Linked DNA regions of Homo sapiens: region 1 is linked to region 2. Evidence: read pairs that join two places in POLR2A ChIA-PET (ENCODE). Cell type or tissue: PC-9. All regions are shown on one strand. Links, peaks and the distances in the headings refer to the core of each region. The heading gives the core; the rest is flanking DNA. Region 1 overlaps ELF4 (E74 like ETS transcription factor 4). Region 2 has its middle 21 kb from the start of BCORL1.

Region 1 (2,905 bases), core at 173-2,672, 130 kb before region 2:
CCTGCTTTGGTCTAAGAAGTAAAGCTAAGGTGTCATGAGGAGGAGGAGAGAGTGTGCCAGGTGGGGAGGAAGCAGGGAAGGCTTTGAAAAGAAGGTGACATTTGCTTCAGATCTTGAAGGACTTGTGGGCATTGGGCTTGCAGAAGTTGAAGAAGGGCCTGTCAGGCCTGGGGGACAGTGTGAACACAGGCACGGAGGTGGAGGTGGGGAAGGCACTGTGGAGGTGGGGAAGGCACTGTGAAGGTTCAATGTGCCCTGCATGTGTGTGGCTTCTTCTTCTTCTTCTTCTTTTTTTTTTTTGAGACAGAGTCTTGCTCTGTCGCCCAGGCTGGAGTGCAGTGGCGTGATCTTGGCTCACTGCAACCTCCATCTCCCGGGTTCAAGCAATTCTCCTGCTTCAGCCTCCTGAGTAGCTGGGACTACAGGAGGGCGCCACCACACCTGGCTAATTTTTGTATTTTTTATTATAGACAAGGCTTCACCATATTGGCCAGGCTGGTCTTGAACTCCTGACCTCATCATCCGCCTGCCTCGGCCTCCCAAAGTGCTAGGATTACAGACGTGAGCCACCACGCCTGGCCCTAATTTTTGTATTTTTAGTAGAGATGGGGTTTCACCATGTTGGCCAGGCTGGTCTTGAACTCCTGACCTCAGGTGATCTGCTTGCCTCGGCCTCCCAAAGTGCTGGGATTACAGGCATGAGTCACCACGTCCAGACAATTTTTTTGTATTTTTTAGTAGAGACAGAGTTTCACCATGTTGGCCAGGCTGATCTCGAACTCCTGACCTCAAGTGACCTGCCCGCCTTGGCCTCCCAGAGTGCTGGGATAACAAGCATGAGCCACCACGCCCAGCCGTGGCTTCATTGTTATTGGCCAGCCCTGAATCTTTGACTGCTGTGTGTTCTTGCCAGAGGAAAGGGTTGCTTTTTTGAGGATGCCAGGAGACAATGAGCAAGGAAGGAGGCAAGGAAGAAGAGTCACTTGGGAGTCACAGTGCAACTAGCTGTGTCACCTTGAGCAAGTCACTTCCTCTCCTATGGTAGCAGAAGTTGGATGATAAGAGGGATGGATGCAATGATCTTTCAGGTCTCTTATAACTTTGATATCCTGGGACTCTGACTCAAGGAGAGGTGTTTTTTTTTTTTTTTTTTTTTTTTTTTTGAGCTGAGGTCTCACTCTTGTTGCCCTGGCTGAAGTGCAGTGGTGCGATCTCAGCTCACTGGGGCCCCCACCTCCCAGGCTCAAGCGATCCTCCCACCTCAGCCTCCTGAGTAGCTGGGACTACAGGCGTGTGCCACCACGTCTGGCTAATTTTTGTATTTTTTTTTTTAGTAGAGACAGGGTTTTGCCATGTTGCCCAGGCTGGTCTCGAACTCCTGAGCTCAAGCAATCCACCTGCCTCGGCCTCCCAAAGTGCTGGGATTACAGGTGTGTACCACCGCACCTGGCCTTCTAACTTGAGGAGAGGTTTTAATCGTGCCGGTGAGAGAGAAGGAGGAACCCCAGGAGCTCTCGATGACTTCTGGAGCCGAGGCTGCCCTCCCTGTCTGGCCAGGCCCTGGTAGGCTGTCTTCCCACCTCATCCTTTCTGGCACCCCTCCCTTCTGTGAAAGGGATGCTGGAGTACTGCTCTTGTGCCTGAAGTACTGTCCTTTGCTTTTGCTGGCCTGGGGATTGGCCAGTGGCAGAAGGGCGCATTTGGGAGGGGCAGCCAGTGCCAAGCAGGCAGCAACCACACCATGGCCCCTGCTGCCCAGGAAAGTTCCAGATCTGAGCAAGGAGGCTTCACGTTAGTTTCTAGGACACACACTGGGCTGGCAGGGACCTTGACAAAGAACACTGTCCCTTCAATAAAAGTTATCTGACTTAATATCCTGTGGGTACCAACATAGATTATCCCAGCTTCTAAAAAACCCACTAATGAATTTAATTAGTCTCTAGTCAGTGTTTGTTTTTTTGAGATGGAGTCTCGCTCTGTCACCCAGGCTGGAGTGCAGTGGCGCGATCTCAGCTTACTGCAACCTCCCCCTCCCAGGTTCAAGCGATTCTCTTGCCTCAGTCTCCCGAATAGCTGGGATTACAGGTGCACGCCGCCACACTCCGGCTAATTTTTGTATTTATAGTAGAGACGGGCTTTTGCTGTGTTGGCCAGGCTGATCTCAAACTCTTGACCTCAGGTGATCCACCCTCCTTGGCCTCCCAAAGTGCTGGGATTATAGGCATGAGCCACCGCACCCGGCAATATCTTTTAACATTCTTAGCGAGAACACCCTGCACATCTTGGGGTCTCTACAGCTACTGTATCTCCCCATAGTCCATCAATTTCTTTACTTTGGGGTGGCTCTGGGATTCACCTCCTGGTTCCAGCTACCCTACCTGGTCTCCCTCCATCTCCTCCACTCACAGACCCACTCTTATTTTATTTATTTATTTATTTTTTTGAGATGGAGTGTTCACTCTTGTCGCCCAGGCTGGAGTGCAGTGGCGCGATCTCAGCTCACTGCAACCTCCGCCTCCTGAGTTCAAGTGATTCTCCTGCCTCAGACCCACTCTTATACCCAGACCAAACTGCCCTTCCTAAAGGGCTGCTTGTTATGCCCCTCCCTTGCTCAAGAATCTACAGTAACTCACAGTCGCTTTCCATATTAAGTTCTCATTCCACAGTTCCAGGGATCCACTTATCCAGCTTCCCAAGCAATGTTCCTCTCTCCCTCTAATCAAACTGGTTTCTTCTCTCTACCATACATTTTATATTTGTTGCTTTTGTCCCCTCAGCCTTCATTTCATCCCGCCACCTCCATTTCCCTTTCTTCCTCTATATCTAGGTAAAGACATGCTAAATGTTTAATGAACTACCACAGCCCCAGAGTAACGAATCAGACCAGGGAATTGGAAAACACACT
Region 2 (2,905 bases), core at 318-2,817:
CTCTGAAGCTGGGAGGTAAGCGCTAAGTTCATGCTTCAAAAAGTGCAGACATAGGAACCTAGGCTTGCAGAAGAAGATGCTGGGGAAGGGAAAAGAGGATTCCCCACTATGGTGGCTCACGCCTGTAATCCCAGCATTTTGAGAGGCCAAGGCGGACAGATCACTTTAGGTCAGGAGTTCAAGACCAGCTTGGCCAACATGATGAAATCCTGTCTCTAATAAAAATACTAAAATTTGGGCCAGGCACAGTGGCTCACGCCTCTAATCCCAGCACTTCGGGAGGCTGAGGTGGGAGGATCACTTGGGGTCAGGAGTTCAAGACCAGCCTGGCCAACATGGTGAAACCCTGTCTCTACTAAAAATACAAAAATTAGCCTGGTGTGGTGGTACCTGTAATCCCAGCTACTCGAGAGGCTGAGGCAGGAGAATCACTTGAACCCAGGAAGCAGAGGTTACAGTGAGCCGAGATCATGCCATTGCACTCCAGCCTGGGTGACAAGAGCGAAACTCCATCTCAAAAAAAACCCAAAAAAACAAAAATTTGCAGTGAGCTGAGATCACCCCACGGCACTCCAGCCTGGGCAACAGAGCGAGACTCCGTCTCAAAAGAAAAAGAAAAAAAAAAGAGCCCCCCCACTGTATCCACTGGGTTTCTAGGCCTTTTAAGAAACCTACTTCACTCATCCATCCCCATTCCCTCACATACTCAAGTTTTTGTTTTTTTGTTTTTTTTTTTTTGAGACAGAGTTTCGCTCTTGTTGCCCAGGCTGGAGTGCAATGGCATAATCTTGGCTCACTGCAACCTCCACCTCCCAGGTTCAAGAGATTCTCCTGCCTCAGCCTCCCAAGTAGCTGGGATTACAGGTGCACTCCACTACTCCCGGCTAATTTTTTTTATTTACTAGAGACAGGGTTTCATCATGTTGGCCAGGCTGGTCTTGAACTCCTGACCTCAGGTGATCCACCTGGCTCGGCCTCCCAAAGTGCTGGGATTACAGGCGTGAGCCACCATGCCCAGCCTAAAGTATCTTCTTTCATTTGTCCAGTTTCTTCACTGCCCCCTTCTACCTCCATTCCTCTAATGTAGCCCCAATTTTTTGAGCTAATGATGCTTTCAGTGAAAGCCCAACCCAGAGAGTTCTGAAGTCATCCCACCCAAACATTCTCGAATTCCCCCATCCATCCCTCTCTCTACATGGTTCTCAGCCCATAGCTGTGGCCATACCAGTCACGCTCTCCACCTGGCCCAGAGCCGCCCCAGATGGGAATGCCTAAGAAACGAAGGAGGAGTAGGGGATATAGAAACCACTGTGCTGTGGTTGTTTGCAGTAGTAGAGAATCAAAGCCCATCTTCCCCTGGTAGGAGGGATCAGAGCTGTCTGTCTTGGCAGTTGCGAGCAGGGGGCCCAAGCAGCTAGGAAAAGCTGCTGTCAGCTAGTGGCCAGGTTAAAAAGAGATGACGGTGTGAGTGACTGCCATGTCTGGGTGGGGAAGGAGACCCACGACCCCCTCCCTTCATCTCTGGATGTGACCAACAATCCGCTGAGGCTTCCAACCAAGCCTAACCTCGGAAACTCCCTTCTCTCAGGAAAAGAGCTTCGTTCCAGCCCAGGAGCTTCTCTGGTTGAGTCCTCTTCTTAGCCCTTGCCCTGACGTTTGGGGCCGGCCGAGTTAGCATTGTCACTCTGGCAGTGGCAGCCAGTGCGGGGCGGGAGTGTGTGTAATTGCAACCACTTCCTGCCCCAGCTTGCCCTAGGGCTGGCCCCGCCCCTGAGGACAGTTGGGGCGGGGCCCAGGTATAGTGAGGGAGTCCGGTAGCGGGTTGGGGGCGCTGGCTAGTGGGGCCGCCCTCCAGGGAAATCAGCTGAGACTCATAAAAGGGCGAGAGAGGGGGGTGCCTTAGTTCCAGCCAACCATCACGAGAGGGCTGGGGCCTCGGGGCATTCTATTGGCACAACCCGTCCCTGCAAGGGAGGATCTAGACAACAGCCCCTCTCCAACTAGTATACGACTAGTTCCAATATTAGCTTTATTCATGAGCTCCGGACCCGCTGAAGCCCCAGAGGAGAGGGGGAGGGAAGAGCTGGGGTCTACACGGAGGGATGTTCTCCTTCCTCTCTGCCTTGGCACTGCTCTCTGCCCCAGCAACTTAAGGCAGATAGAAGGGCCGTGAGCTGCCGAAGACTCTGGTGGTGCACACCACCATTAGCCTGCAAGTGTCTCCTGTCCTGGAGTTTCCGGGATTCGCTGGCAGGTTGTATCATGGGTCTGTCTGGTTACCCTGGCCTGGGAATGCCCAGCATGTACAGAGCCAGTCCTATATCAGGTGCTCTGGAGGTATAAAAGAAGCAGAAAAACAAGTTCGAGGCTGCACTGTGCTATGATTGCACCTGTTAATAGTCACTGCCCTCCAGCCTGGGCAGCATAGCAAGACCCTGTCTCTAAAATGAAAATAATAATTTTACTTTTTTTTTTTTTTTTGAGACGGAGTCTCTCTCTGTTGCCCAGGCTGGAGTGCAGTGGTACAATCTTGGCTAACTGCAACCTCCGCCTCCTCAAGCGATTCTCCTGCCTCAGCCTCCCGAGTAGCTGGGACTACAGGCCTGCGCCACCACGCCTGGCTAATTTTTGTATTTTTGTAGAGACGGAGTTGCACCATGTTGGCCAGGCTGATCTCGAACTCCTGACCTCAAGTGATCCATCCGCCTCGGCCTCCCAAAGTGCCGGGATTACAGGCATAAGCCACTGTGCCTGGCCAGAAAATAATAATTTTTAAAAGAAAAAAGAAGCAGAATGACAGCCCCCTCCTTTTGGGGAGCTGGATATCAACTGGGCATTAGGGTGGCAGAGTGGACAAAGAGTGTGCTTTGTAGTCAAAGATGAAGATTGTAGACCTGCTCTACCC

The links. Peaks named below come from ENCODE experiments on the same cell type or tissue, not always from the same donor. Only the 100,000 strongest peaks of a DNase experiment are listed, where the experiment ranks them.
Region 1: POLR2A ChIA-PET joins it to region 2 with 6 read pairs; 3 of 35 experiments call an interaction of 5 or more read pairs at or near these places.

What each region holds. Positions count from the first base shown.
Region 1 is chrX:130,087,768-130,090,672 of GRCh38, reverse strand. All of the region lies in intron 1 of ELF4 (E74 like ETS transcription factor 4), which reads left to right. Among named protein-coding and RNA genes, the nearest start is that of ELF4, 21 kb to the left of the region's middle. In PC-9, for the core only: no CTCF peak of the experiment used is centred there; no DNase peak of the experiment used is centred there.
Region 2 is chrX:129,960,286-129,963,190 of GRCh38, reverse strand. No RefSeq gene overlaps it. Among named protein-coding and RNA genes, the nearest start is that of BCORL1, 21 kb to the left of the region's middle. In PC-9, for the core only: no CTCF peak of the experiment used is centred there; a DNase peak (open chromatin) is centred at 1,760; H3K4me3 peaks cover 1,053 bases.